Regions from separate parts of the Homo sapiens genome. Here regions 1 and 2 are each linked to region 3. A link is a loop called in an ENCODE intact Hi-C map of the cell type or tissue named here. Cell type or tissue: PC-9. All regions are shown on one strand.

Region 1 (4,000 bases), 310 kb after region 3:
CTTGTCCTTTTTAGATGACCGCTTTGCTTATCTCTCTGAACACCCCAAATTCTTGTCTTAAAGTCTTGTCAGATTGTGCTATAAATGTGTTCACTTTTTTTTTTGACGGAGTCTCACTCTGTCGCCCAGGCTAGAGTGCAGTGGCACAATCTTGGCTCACTGCAACCTCTGCCTCCCGGGTTCAAGCGATTCTTCTGCCTCAGTCTCCCAAGTAGCTGGGATTACAAGCGCACGCCACCACACCCGACTAATTTTTTATACTTTTTGGTAGAGACAGGGTTTCCCCATGTTGGCCAGGCTGGTCTCGAACTCCTGACCTCAGGTGATCTGCCTGCCTCAGCCTCCCAAAGTTCTGAGATTACTGTATTCAATCATTTTAAGTGTAAACTTTGATGAGTTTTGACAAACGTATCCACCTGTGTGCCTACCACCACAATCAAAATATAGAACTTTCTATCACCCCAAAAAATTCCCTTGTGCTGTGTCTGAAAATCACCATCTCTGCCACCACCAGCTTTGGACCAGGAGGCCGCTGGTGTGCTGTCTGGCACCAAAGAGCCCTGTATCTTGTCCAGAGTCTCATACACACAGAGCCACCCAGCGTGCAGGCTTCTGCGTCTGGCTTCCTAGGCTCAGCGGATGTTTCTGGGATTTATTCATGCCATTGCGTGTATCGAGGGTTTGTTCCTTTTTACTGCTGAGTGGCATTCAGTTGTATGGATGAACTACGATGTAGTTATCATTCGACCATTGGTGGATGCCTGGACTGCGTCCAGGCTGGGGTTGTGATGAATAAAGCTGCTATAACATGTGCAAAGCTGGGGGTCTATGTTTTTACTTCTGTTAGGTAAACACCAAGAGTGGAATTGTCAGTTAACATGGTAAGCGTATCTTGACTTTATAAAAAACTAAAGTAACTGTACCATTTCACACACCCCCCAGCAGTGAGTGAGAGTCCCACTTGCTCAGCACCCTCAGCGACACTTGTGATGTCTCATTGTGCTTTTAATTTGCACTTTGATGGGTAGCTTTTAAAGGATGAGCATATTTTCAGCCTTTGAGTCATTCGATCAGGATGTGTTGATGACTTAGGTGAGGAAGAAGGAAGTGAAGTGAGATCTAAAATAAGAACATGAGGCCAGGCACGGTGGCTCACACCTGTAATCCCAGCACTTTGGGAGGCTGAGGGGGGGCGAATCACGATGTCAGGTGTTCGAGACCAGCCTGGGCAACATGGTGAAACCCCGTCCCTACTAATAACACAAAAATTAGCCGGGTGTGGTGGCTCACACCTGTAGTCCTAGCTACTCGGGAGCCTGAGGCAGGAGAATTGCTTGAACCCAGGAGGCAGTGAGCTGAAATCGCGCCACTGCACTCCAGCCTGGGCAACAGAGTGAGACTCTGTTTCAAATAAAATAAAATAAAGTAAGAATATGAATAGATAAAGCTGGTGTGCTTTTAGAACTGCACAAAGGTGAGGAAACGTGTGCGTTATAATTCTCTGTAGAGGTTAAGGGCACCAATTCTGGATTCGAATCCCAGCTTCACTGCCTGCTTGCTGTGTGACCCTGTGACCTTGTGCAAGCTACTCATGCAGGCTGGGCCTCACTCCCCACAACTCTAAGATGGGGATCATGACAGAACCCACCTCCTAGGATTGTTGAGAGAATTAAATGACTTAATATATGTTAAGCTTTAGTTGGTGCTGGCTATAAGTAAGCACTATGAGAATTCGAATTTATTATAATTCTAAGCAGATGTGGTGGCACCCGCCTGTAGTCCCGACTACTCGGGAGGCTGAGGCAGGAGGATCGCTTCAGTCCAGAAATTCAAGACCAGCCTGGGCAACATAGGGAGAGCCCATCTCTAAACAAATATAACGGCAATAATAATTCTAATTCTAAATCCTCCCGCGGCCGCCCTGGGGCGTGTGGTGATTGTGCCCACCACGAGGGGTCAGGCTTCAGCAACTTTCATTTACCCGAACCTCGCTGGCTTTCAGGGTGGGAGACCCGGGGACTGTCTTCTGGGGCGCAGACGTCCCGCCTTTCCTTCCCCGCCCGAATCCGATGACCCCCGGAGCACTGCAGCCCCCTCCCTGACGCCGGCTGGAAACGGGGCGCAGCCAGGGGGCCCGGGCTGGCGGGGCGACCCCTGCAGAGGCCCAGGCCCAGCTCACTTGCAGACGGGCTCACTTGCAGACGGGCTCACTCGCAGACGGGCTCCCTCGGAAGGGCAGGGACTCAGCCTAACCGGGCTCTTTACACCCCCTTCCTTGCTGCCTGCCGGCGGCCACGACGCCAGGGCACAAGCTGGGTCCCCAGCAGGGGGCGAGGCTCCTGGAACCGCCCCGCACCCCCGCCGAGCTCCGCTGGGGCCCTCGGCCGGCGCTGCAGCCTGGCGGTGCTGGCCTTCGCGCATTTATTCCCTTACTCATTCACGCACTCATCAGTGTCCTCCGGGGCTGACCCGGCGCAGGAGGCGGAGAGAGGAACCCGCAGCCCGGTGCGGAAGCGCGGAGCCCAGGCGGGAGCTGCAGGCCTGGCGACCACGAACTGCGCTTCGCTAGCGGAGCGTTGGGCAGAGCGGGCATCGCTGCCCCATGCAGCCCTGGACCGCGGACGGAGTCTAGTCTCCCCGCTCTCGCCCACGCCTGAGCTTTGGTATGCAAAGTGTTTCCAACTTTTTGTTCGTTTATAAATATCTTTAATAAATATATATATTGAGACGGAGTCTCGCTTTGTCGTCGCCCAGGCTGGAGTGCAGTGGCGCGATCTGCAACCTCCGCAGCTCACTGCAACCTCTGCCTCCCGGGTTCAAGCGATTCTCCTGCCTCAGCCTTCCGAGTAGCTGCCACTACAGGTGACTGCCCCCACGCCCAGCTAATTTTTGTATTTTTAGTAGAGACGGGGTTTCATCATGTTGGCCAGGCTGGTTTCAAACTCCTGACCTCAGGTGATCCGCCCGCCTCGGCCTCTCAAAGTGCTGGGATTACAGGCGTGAGCCACCTCACCCGGTCTCTCTCTCTCTCATGTATATGTATGTGTGTGTGTATATATATATATATATAATTTAAGTAGAGACAAGGTCTTACCGTGTTTCCCAAGCTGGTCTCGAACTCCTGGGCTCAAGCAATCCTCCTGCCTCGGCCTCCCAAAGTGCTAGGATTACAGGTGTGAGCCAGCGCGCCCAGCCCGTTTGTAAACATCTTTTGAGCGCCTCCTCCTTGGTGTCCACAGCTCTAGCGCTGAGCGCCTCGCCCACACAGATGCGATGGTACCCGCTGGCGAGAGAGGTTGGGGAGTGGGGCTGGGGGGAGGCGCGGGCAGCGAGACCAGGTCCTTGAGCCCTGGGAAGCTCAGCTCAGGTGTTGGGACCGCACCCCAGGATGGGTGCAACATCTCAGGAGGCCTGATCTCAGGGTCCTGCGTGTCCTGGTCCCTGCTTCACTTGAAGGGCCATGGGAAGCCATTGAGCAATTTTAGGTAGGATCACATTATAGGTTTTAAGTGAGTATTCACATTAGAGCACCTAGGAGCCCCCCATTTGTAATGTCTTGTCTTTTTTTTTTTTTTTTTTTTTTTTTTTTTTTTGAGACAGGATCTTTCTCTGTTGCCCAGGCTGTACTGCAGTGGTGCAATCTTGGCTCACTGCGGCCTCGACCTCCTGGGCTCAAGCAATCATCCCACCTCAGCCTCCCTAGTAGCTGGGACCACAGGCATGTGCCACCATGCCCGGCTAATTTTTTAATTTTTTTGTAGAGACAGGATCTTGCGTTGTTGCCCAGGCTGATTTCAAACTCCTGGGCTCAAGCAATCTTTCCTCCTTGGCCTCCCAAAGCACTGGGATTACAGGCATGAACCACCTTGCCTGGCCTGTAATGTCTTATTTCTTAAACTGGAAGGTAGATTTGCTGCCTGAAATGACTCATAATATATATATAGGGAAAGGAGCCGCTCTTGCTGTGGGTGGAGAACGGTCTGGAGGAGCCCAGAGCAGA
Region 2 (4,000 bases), 190 kb after region 3:
TCCAAATATTTTTTCTATGTTGTATATGTATATTTATAAATAAGAATTTTTTTATTTGCAGGTACAGATTTATGAATTAGAGGAACATAAAATTGAAACATGGAGGGGTAAGCACTATTGGATGTTTAAAATCTTTTAGTATCGGGAAAGCTATGTTTAGTATGAAAAGTATGTTTTCATTTTGCAGATCCTTTTCTCTCTGCTCCATAAAATGTTATATAAAACATTCTCTTTATTTCTGTTAATTTTGATAGTATGCTACTGTACTAAAGCTGAACAATATAAGTATTGTCCCTTCTGTTTATAGACATGTATAGGACACCTTCAGCAGGCAAGGCCTTATCCTAGGGCCAGGAATGTGAAGATGAATGAGCTAACCAAGCCCCACCTCGCTGCCCACAATGGGGCCACCGCTCACTACTAAGTCTAAGCCCTCAGAGATTTGCCTTGGTATTAAGAAATGCATCAGAGGCATGCCTAACTTGAACCAAAGCAAGCATCTGTTCTTATTTAAACCTAGTAATTGTTTCTTTACAAATTGTGGAGAAACTTAGGACAAATGAACCTCAAACTAGATGGTTTGGAGCAAATAGCATGGAAGTAATTTGAAGACCATATTCTCTTCATTGTCACATTGACATTCACCCTGTAAAATCATGATACTCTTTTCTGCCATAGAACCATTTCTTAAATTCGCATTTCATGATTGTAAGGTGGTGGTCTCACTGACACTTGTCATGGTGGGTTGGTGGAGAGGACCGGGGGTGGGAATCACGGCAGACCCAGTCTGTCTGCAACAGCGGAGCCTTTGGAGGGTGCTCAAGGAAACACTGGTAGAAATGGAGGGACCAACTGAAGGAAAATTTTGAATTCAAAATTGAAGAGTTTGGTTCTGTGTTTCCCATAATATGCTTGATAGGAGAAGCAACCTTTGTAGCTGGCTGTGAAATCAGAATACATCTTGGAGTTCTCTTACACCCCCAGGGGCCCTTTCAAATCCATACGATTTAGAAGTTTCACTGAGTGATGGGTTTGGTTTATTACGGCTTTGTCAAACCAAGCTAAACAAATTTGGCATGGGATCTGTACAGTCTGTTGTGCAGTGATTGTGTAACACCAGCTTCTTGTCCAGTTCTACTGTACAAGTACTGATAGACCAAGGTTTAAGTATGTTTACGTTTTGACATTACATGATATTTTGTAGTAATAATAATGCCAAAATATTCTTAAACGCCTTCTGTATAGAAACTTTGGTAAAGCAAGGCCAGGTGCGGTGGCTCACACCTGTAATCCCAGCACTTTGGGAGGCCAAAGCAGGTGGATCACTTGAGATCAGGAGTTCAAGACCAGCCTGACCAACATGGTGAAACCCTCTCTCTACTAAAAATACAAAATTAGAGCCAGGCGCAGTAGCTCACGCCTATAATCCCAGCACTTTGGGAAGCCGAGGCGGGTGGATCACCTGAGGTCAGGAGTTCGAGACCAGCCTAGCCAACATGGTGAAACCCTGTCTCTACTAAAAATACAAAAAAGTAGCCAGGCGTGGTGGTGCGCACCTGTACTCCCAGCTACTCGGGAGGCTGAGGCAGGAGACTCGCCTGGGCCTGGGAGGCAGAGGTTGCAGTGAGCCAAGATGATGCTGCTGTACTCCAGCCTGGGCAACAGAGCAAAACTCCTTCTCAAAAAAAAAAAAAAAATTAGGCTGGGCACAGGACCTCATGCCTGTAATCCCAGCACTTTGGGAGGCTGAAGTAGGTGGATCACTTGAGGTCAGGAGTGCGAGACCAGCCTGGCCAACATCATGAAACCCCATCTCTACTAAAAATACAAAAAAAATTAGCAGGGTGTGGTGACGTGCACCTTTAGTCCCAGCTATTTGGGAGGCTGAGGTGGGAGAATTGCTTGTACCTGGGAGGCAGAGATTGCAGTGAACCCAGATCATGCCACTGCACTCCAGCCTGAGTGACAGAGTGAGACTGTCTCAGAAAAAAAAAGAAACCTTGGAAAAGCAAATTAATTGCAGTTGATATCTTCAGAAAAAAACAGTTTTTATGTGCTGGAAAGATGCCCACAATGCAGTAGGTTTTGAGCATCAATTTGGTAAAATAATACTTAAAAATATTTAAAGAACAAAGTTTGTCATAACTGATTTTATCTTATAACTTATGGAAATTGATTTTTTAAATTTCATAATTGCTTCATTTCTTGAGAGTAAGGTGAACCTGGTAGCATTCTAGTGACCTCTGCTGGTATTGCTCTTTTATCAGATTTCTTTGTTTTTCCTGATTTTATAAACACTTACTGTCACATTGTTTTTTAATATTTAATTTTTCTTCAAATGCAACATCCTGAAAACAGTTTGGAAGTTGTTTAAAATAGCCATAACTATGATTAACACAGGAGTTTTAGGCAAATTAAATTTCTTTTTATTTGAGTTTTTAATCCTTCTAACTATTAACCGTAAACTGAAGGGTATTTGAATTTGTGTTATAACTGCAAACAGCAAATGTGTTACTAACTGCATATTTTCTTTCTATAAATACAGAGCTTTATTTACAAGAAACATTTAAGCCTTTAGTGAATATATCTCCAGATGCAAGGTAAACTTGTTTTTTTTTTCTTTGAAAACATTCATTCAGATGTATGTGTTTTATCACCATGATAGAAAGAAAGACACAAATAAACATGTTCTTCATTCCAAACAGGGCCTGCCTCCTTAATTCCAGCTACACTGTACGCATTCAGTAAATCTAGGAACACTACAAAAATCACAGCCGTTGCTGGTGCTAAGGATGGATAATGGTCTAGTAATAGGGTCATACTAAACCATCACGAAGATCTCGGCCAATCTGGGGGGCGTGTTGAAATTGCAGATTCCTGGGCTTTTACCCCTGACCTGCTAAATCAGGATAGGGCCCAGGAATACACATTTAAACAACTCCCTTGGCAATTCTGCTCCACACTAGCGTTTAAACATCAGTGTGTGTTAGATGTCGGTTCAGATGTGGTGAGAGCATGGGCTGCCTTCTGTGTAGTCGTCTGGCCCGTCCTTTTTTATCCAAGCCTTCTGGTTTGGCTGTGATACATTTCCATATTGGTGTAAAAGCATCTTTCAAACTCAAATCCAGTACAGAGAAAGATTAAAATATTTATTTTCATTTTATTTCCAAGTCCTAACAAAAAGGTATAACAACCTTCTTACTGGCAGTCCCAGGAGAGGGACCAAGTAGAACAGAAATGTTGGCCCTGCAATATCTCCTAGCCGGGCCGGCCCGGGGTAGAGCCAGTTTGCCCACTCACCAATGCAGAGAGCTTGCTGCTACAGCCTTTGCTCTCTTGCCAATACGATGTATCTGTTTGCTTTTCTAAGGATTTAGGTTTCATCGTCTTTCAAATAAAATCACTAAATACACTCTTTAAAAAAACTCCTCTTCCTGGCTGGGCGCAAGGGCTCATGCCCGTAATCCCAGCACTATGGGAGGCCATGGTGGGTGGATCGCTTAAGCTCAGGAGTTCGAGAGCAGCCTGGGCAACGTGGCAAAACCCCATGTCTACAAAAAAGAAAGGTGGCGCATGCCTGTAGTCCCAGCTACTCAAATAGGCTGAGGTGGGAGGATCACCTGAGCCCGGGAGGTCAAGGCTGCAGTGAGCCATGACGGCAGGCAACAGAGCAAGACCCTGTCTCAAAAAAACAAACCAAAAAAAATCTCCTCTTCTAGAGATTTGTAGCTTGCACTTGTATTTGAGATATGTTAACATAGATTGTGAAAAATGAAAAATTTGCTGAGATCTCTAATTTAAAACTCTTCCAAAACACTGTTATTATTGCAATAATAAAAACACTGGAAGTGCTTTAAGGCAGGGGTAGTCCAAAGTGTTCTGATTTTTCTCGAAAGCCTCCTAACAACTTTAATGACTTCTCCCACAGCCTCTTCGATGCTGTATACTCCTTGATCAAAAATAAAATCCACAGATTGCCCGTTATTGACCCTATCAGTGG
Region 3 (4,000 bases):
CTTCTCCCGCTAAGTCCATCACATTTGTCCATGTGCACAGTTTGTTCCTCGCTGAGGTGCGCAGCAGACTGTGCTAACCCATCGGACAGTGGCTGCCTCTTGTTTCTTCATAGCAGAACCTGGTTTAACTCAGGGCATGGCCCCAGGCCATGAGCTGCAGTTGGTCTAGTTCAGTCAGAAGTATCCCCTTCCCACATGCCAGTGAATGGGAGAAGTCGGCTAGGGATTTAAGAAAAACGTGCGTCCCCTAACAACAACAAAAAAGACACACGGGGATAAATTTCCTTTTCTTCCTTTGACTGTGGTCTGGGGACATGGTTTCTAGGGCCATGAGGACAAAGGTCAAGGCACAAGGTGGCTGAGTGGAAAGGTGGGCAGGTGATTCTCCACGCAGTTGGCAGCACCAATGTCATTGCCCGATGGGTCCTTCCGCCTCTTGTACAGGGAAACTCAATCCACTGAGACCACGGCGTCACAGTAAAGAAAGAGTTAACTGACATGAGTCCGGTCATGCCATGCAGGACAGTTATCTATCAAATCAAGTCAGTCTACCTGAAGGCTCAGAGGTTAGCAGTTTTCATGGATAGTTTGGCGGGCAGGGACTAGGGAATGGGTGCAGCTGATTAGTTGGGATGCCTTCAGAGGGGTGTGGAAAATGACACTGACTCCTCCTCTGGGTGGGGCCACAGGACTGGTTGGGTGGTGAGTCAGGAGTCCAGGTGAGGTCAAATTGGTTGCCAGAAATGCAGAAGTCTGGAAAGACATCTCAAAAGGCCAATCTTAGGTTCTCTAATAGTGATGTTATCTACAGGAGTAATTGGGGAAGTTACAAATCTTGTGACCTCGGGACAATGGCTGGTTGTCATTTAACTACACCTACATCTTAGCAGAATTCAGGCCTCTCTCAATCCTAACCTTGCGGCCTCTCATTAGTTTTGCAATGGTGTTTTAGTTTGGGGAAGGGCTAGTATCATCCTTGCTTTAAACTGTATGTAGTTTAAACTATAAACTAAATTTCTCCCAAAATTAGCTTGGCCTGTGTGTGCCCAGGAATGACCAAGGACACTTGGAGGTCAGAAGCAATATGGAATCAGCTATGTCAGATTTCTCCTAACAGTGATACTTTTGCAAAGGCAGTTTCGCTAAGCTGACCTGCTTTGCAACTGCCTACCTACTAACTGTTCGTTATTGTAGGTGATAAGCATCCTTGTGGCTTAGCCTCCTTTCAGTTATTTTTTTCTGTTCATGCCACGAAGCCATCCTAACTTTATCCTGACACATCTCCTTGCCCCAGGGGAGCTATGGACAAGGTGCGCTGTTTGGCTGAAGGCAATCATGGCCAAGCTGGCAGAGCTAGCCTGGAATCTTCCAGACAGAGGGCTGGAGGAGGGATGGGGCACGGGAGCACAGATAGACTTTAACTGCCCCCACGTTGTCAAGGAAAGGAAAGCAGAGCGAGAGAGTGGGTAGTGGGGTGGGTGCTGCTTTGGATGGAATGGCGAGGGAAGTCTTCTCTGGTAAGGAGACCACACTGGAGCCAGAGAGAGAGCCACTCAGAGGTCTGGGGCAGAGGAAATGCTAAGTGCACATTAGCAAAAGCCTCATGCTGTAGGGCAGTCCCCAGCTTTTAAAAAACTCTCTCAGCTGGGTGCAGTGGCTCATGCCTGTAATCCCAGCACTTTGGGAGGCCAGGCCGAGGTGGGCGGATCACCTGAGATAATGAGTTCGAGACCAGCCTGGCCAACATGGTGAAGCCCCGTCTCTACTAAAAATACAAAAATTAGCCGGGCATGGTGGGTGCCTGTAATCCCAGCTACTCAGGAGGCTGAGACAGGAGAATCACTTGAACTTGGGCAGCAGAGGTTGCAGTGAGCCGAGATCCTGCCATTGCACTCTAGCCTGGGAACAGAGCAAGACTCTGTTTCAAAAACAATAAACAAACACCCAGCTCTCTCTCAAAGAAGTAAGGAAGCAAAGCAGGCTGATGGAGACAGGCTTCTGGGAGACCCAGCTGCTCAGGTCTGGGCTCTGCCTGCTGTATATTCACTTCTCCTAGGTTCTCTCTGGCCTGCCTCCCATCTCAGCTTCCTTTTTTAAAAAAAGAAAAGGCTAATCTTTGATAAATTCCCACATAATCTGCAATGAACAGAGAAACTCTGTAGGAATGACTTGGTGCTACCCCACCACAGTCCACATCTTGGGACAGCCGCTCAGCCTGGAGCCCGTACTAGAAGGAAGAATGTCGATGTTAAATCTCTCCCTCATTCAAGACAATGTGGCCTCAATATTAGATGCCTTTTCACCTTTATTTTCTGAATGTCTGTTTACATCTGAGTTCACTCGTAGAAAAAGTCTGGGTGAGAGAGTAGGTCGGGGTCCCCTTGGCCCTGAGAACAGCTGGCCAGGCGGAGCCCACCTCTGGTTTTTCTGGCTTTGTGACAGAGTGACCACTAGGGGGTGACATAGCCTCACATGCTGAGTCTGGTGCTGGGAGCAGGTTGGTCCTGCCTGGGGGAAAGCAGCAGGTATCGTTCCTGCCTGGGTTTTTTCCAGTGCGGTTCACCTTCAAATGCGCCTCCCAGACAGAAGAAAGCTGGTGTTAGGAGCGGACAAGGATACCTGCCTGCCCAGGCGTTTCAAAGGGGAGTTGTCTGGCATGGAGGATATTCACCTGCACCACGTTACATGAGAACCTGCTAAGTGCTGGGCCCTTGGGAACGCAGCAGTGAATGAGCCCATCCCTGCCCTCGTGGGGATACCATTCTAGGGACAATCGGTACCACAGGTGGAAAAGTGTCATGTGTCCCAAGTGCCAAGAGGAACAACAGTCAAAGGAGAGGGGCTGCGGGGGTGCTGCTCTATGTGGGCAAGTCAGCAATAGCCTCTGACATGGAGACATTTGGCCAGTGGTGAGATGGAGCCAGGGAGAGGACAGGTGGAGGCCATGGCACGCCTGGCGGAGGGGCCCACGATGCAAATGTCCGGAGGCAGGAGCAGCCTCTGAGCCTGCAGGGAGCTGGTCAATGTGGCCAGAACCAAGTAGGGAGGGAGCAGGTGCTGGAGTGAGGTCAGGGAGTGGGGCGGGGCCTTGCAGGAGAGGTCAGGATTCCAGGTTTTAATTGAGCGATACAGAAAGCCATCGGATGTCGATCGGATGCAATGCAGAGAGATGTCTGGCTACTGTGCAGTAAAGAGATGGTAGAGACAGGGCTGGGGTGAGCAGTGAGGGGTCCCTGCAGTGGATCTGGAGATACATTAGCATGGTCTCCCGCCTCCTCAGAGACCTCCTTCAAGTCTTGCCCGCTACAGAAAGCCTTACTGGATTCTGTTTGCCTTGAGCAATCTGCCAGAGCCCTGAAATATAGCTGTTATTTTAAGTCTCTTTGCAGTCTGTGTTCTCTCGTGATAACTTCCTATTGCCTTCTTGTCTCTTTAAAAATCACATATTGAGCTTTTCATGCACTTGCCTCTTATTTTCCCAAGCTCTTCCAGTTCATACCTCCTCATCCCCCCAGGTCTATCAGTGCCTTCGGGGTTTGGAACCTTTGGGGTACACTGATGGTCACCCAACATGGGAAGAACACCATGTCTCTGGGGACCTTGGATCTCCCTGCTCTGTTTTCCTTTCTGTGGGCTCCCAGCTCCTAGAGCTCAACATGCCTTTATCCTTTTCCCTCCTCCCTCAGATGGAAACAGTTCTGGCAAAAATATTTAAAATAGACATTATAGAACTTAAAGGTGACATAGTTCAGGGGTAGTTGACACATTTATCTCATAACAAAGAAAGAATTCCTAGCATCAAAACCAGATGCCACAGATTCTCTTTTTGGAAGCGACTGTCTTCCCAGAACCCTAAAATCATGCAGTGGTAGCTTTTAGGGAGTGAGACAAGGTGGCCTTTGGCCAGCTGGCCCCCACGGAGCAAGAAATGGCATCTTGTCTGATGGGGGCAGCAGGGCACACCCAGTAACTGCTACTGACAGGATCAGCCCTGCTGGAC

The links. A loop is a pair of places that touch in the nucleus more often than their neighbours do. Peaks named below come from ENCODE experiments on the same cell type or tissue, not always from the same donor. Only the 100,000 strongest peaks of a DNase experiment are listed, where the experiment ranks them.
Region 1: a loop joins it to region 3, with 5 times the contacts of the local background. A loop is called at or near these places in 27 of 110 quality-filtered maps.
Region 2: a loop joins it to region 3, with 25 times the contacts of the local background. A loop is called at or near these places in 69 of 110 quality-filtered maps.

Annotation. Positions count from the first base shown.
Region 1 is chr7:151,446,801-151,450,800 of GRCh38, reverse strand. No RefSeq gene overlaps it. Among named protein-coding and RNA genes, the nearest start is that of CRYGN, 8.7 kb to the right of the region's middle. RefSeq lists silencers at 1,844-2,138, 1,937-2,416 and an enhancer at 2,029-2,528. In PC-9, a CTCF peak has its summit at 1,974 (motif pointing right); no DNase peak of the experiment used is centred here; H3K4me3 peaks cover 494 bases.
Region 2 is chr7:151,568,771-151,572,770 of GRCh38, reverse strand. PRKAG2 (protein kinase AMP-activated non-catalytic subunit gamma 2) reads left to right here. Exons shown (of 16, transcript NM_016203.4): 9 at 62-107; 10 at 2,546-2,600; 11 at 3,929-4,000. Among named protein-coding and RNA genes, the nearest start is that of RHEB, 51 kb to the right of the region's middle. In PC-9, CTCF peaks have their summits at 2,029 and 2,237 (motif pointing left); no DNase peak of the experiment used is centred here.
Region 3 is chr7:151,758,181-151,762,180 of GRCh38, reverse strand. The region is part of intron 3 of PRKAG2 (protein kinase AMP-activated non-catalytic subunit gamma 2); the gene reads left to right. Among named protein-coding and RNA genes, the nearest start is that of PRKAG2-AS2, 46 kb to the left of the region's middle. RefSeq lists an enhancer at 2,162-4,000. In PC-9, CTCF peaks have their summits at 2,207 and 2,407 (motif pointing right); DNase peaks (open chromatin) are centred at 700 and 2,490.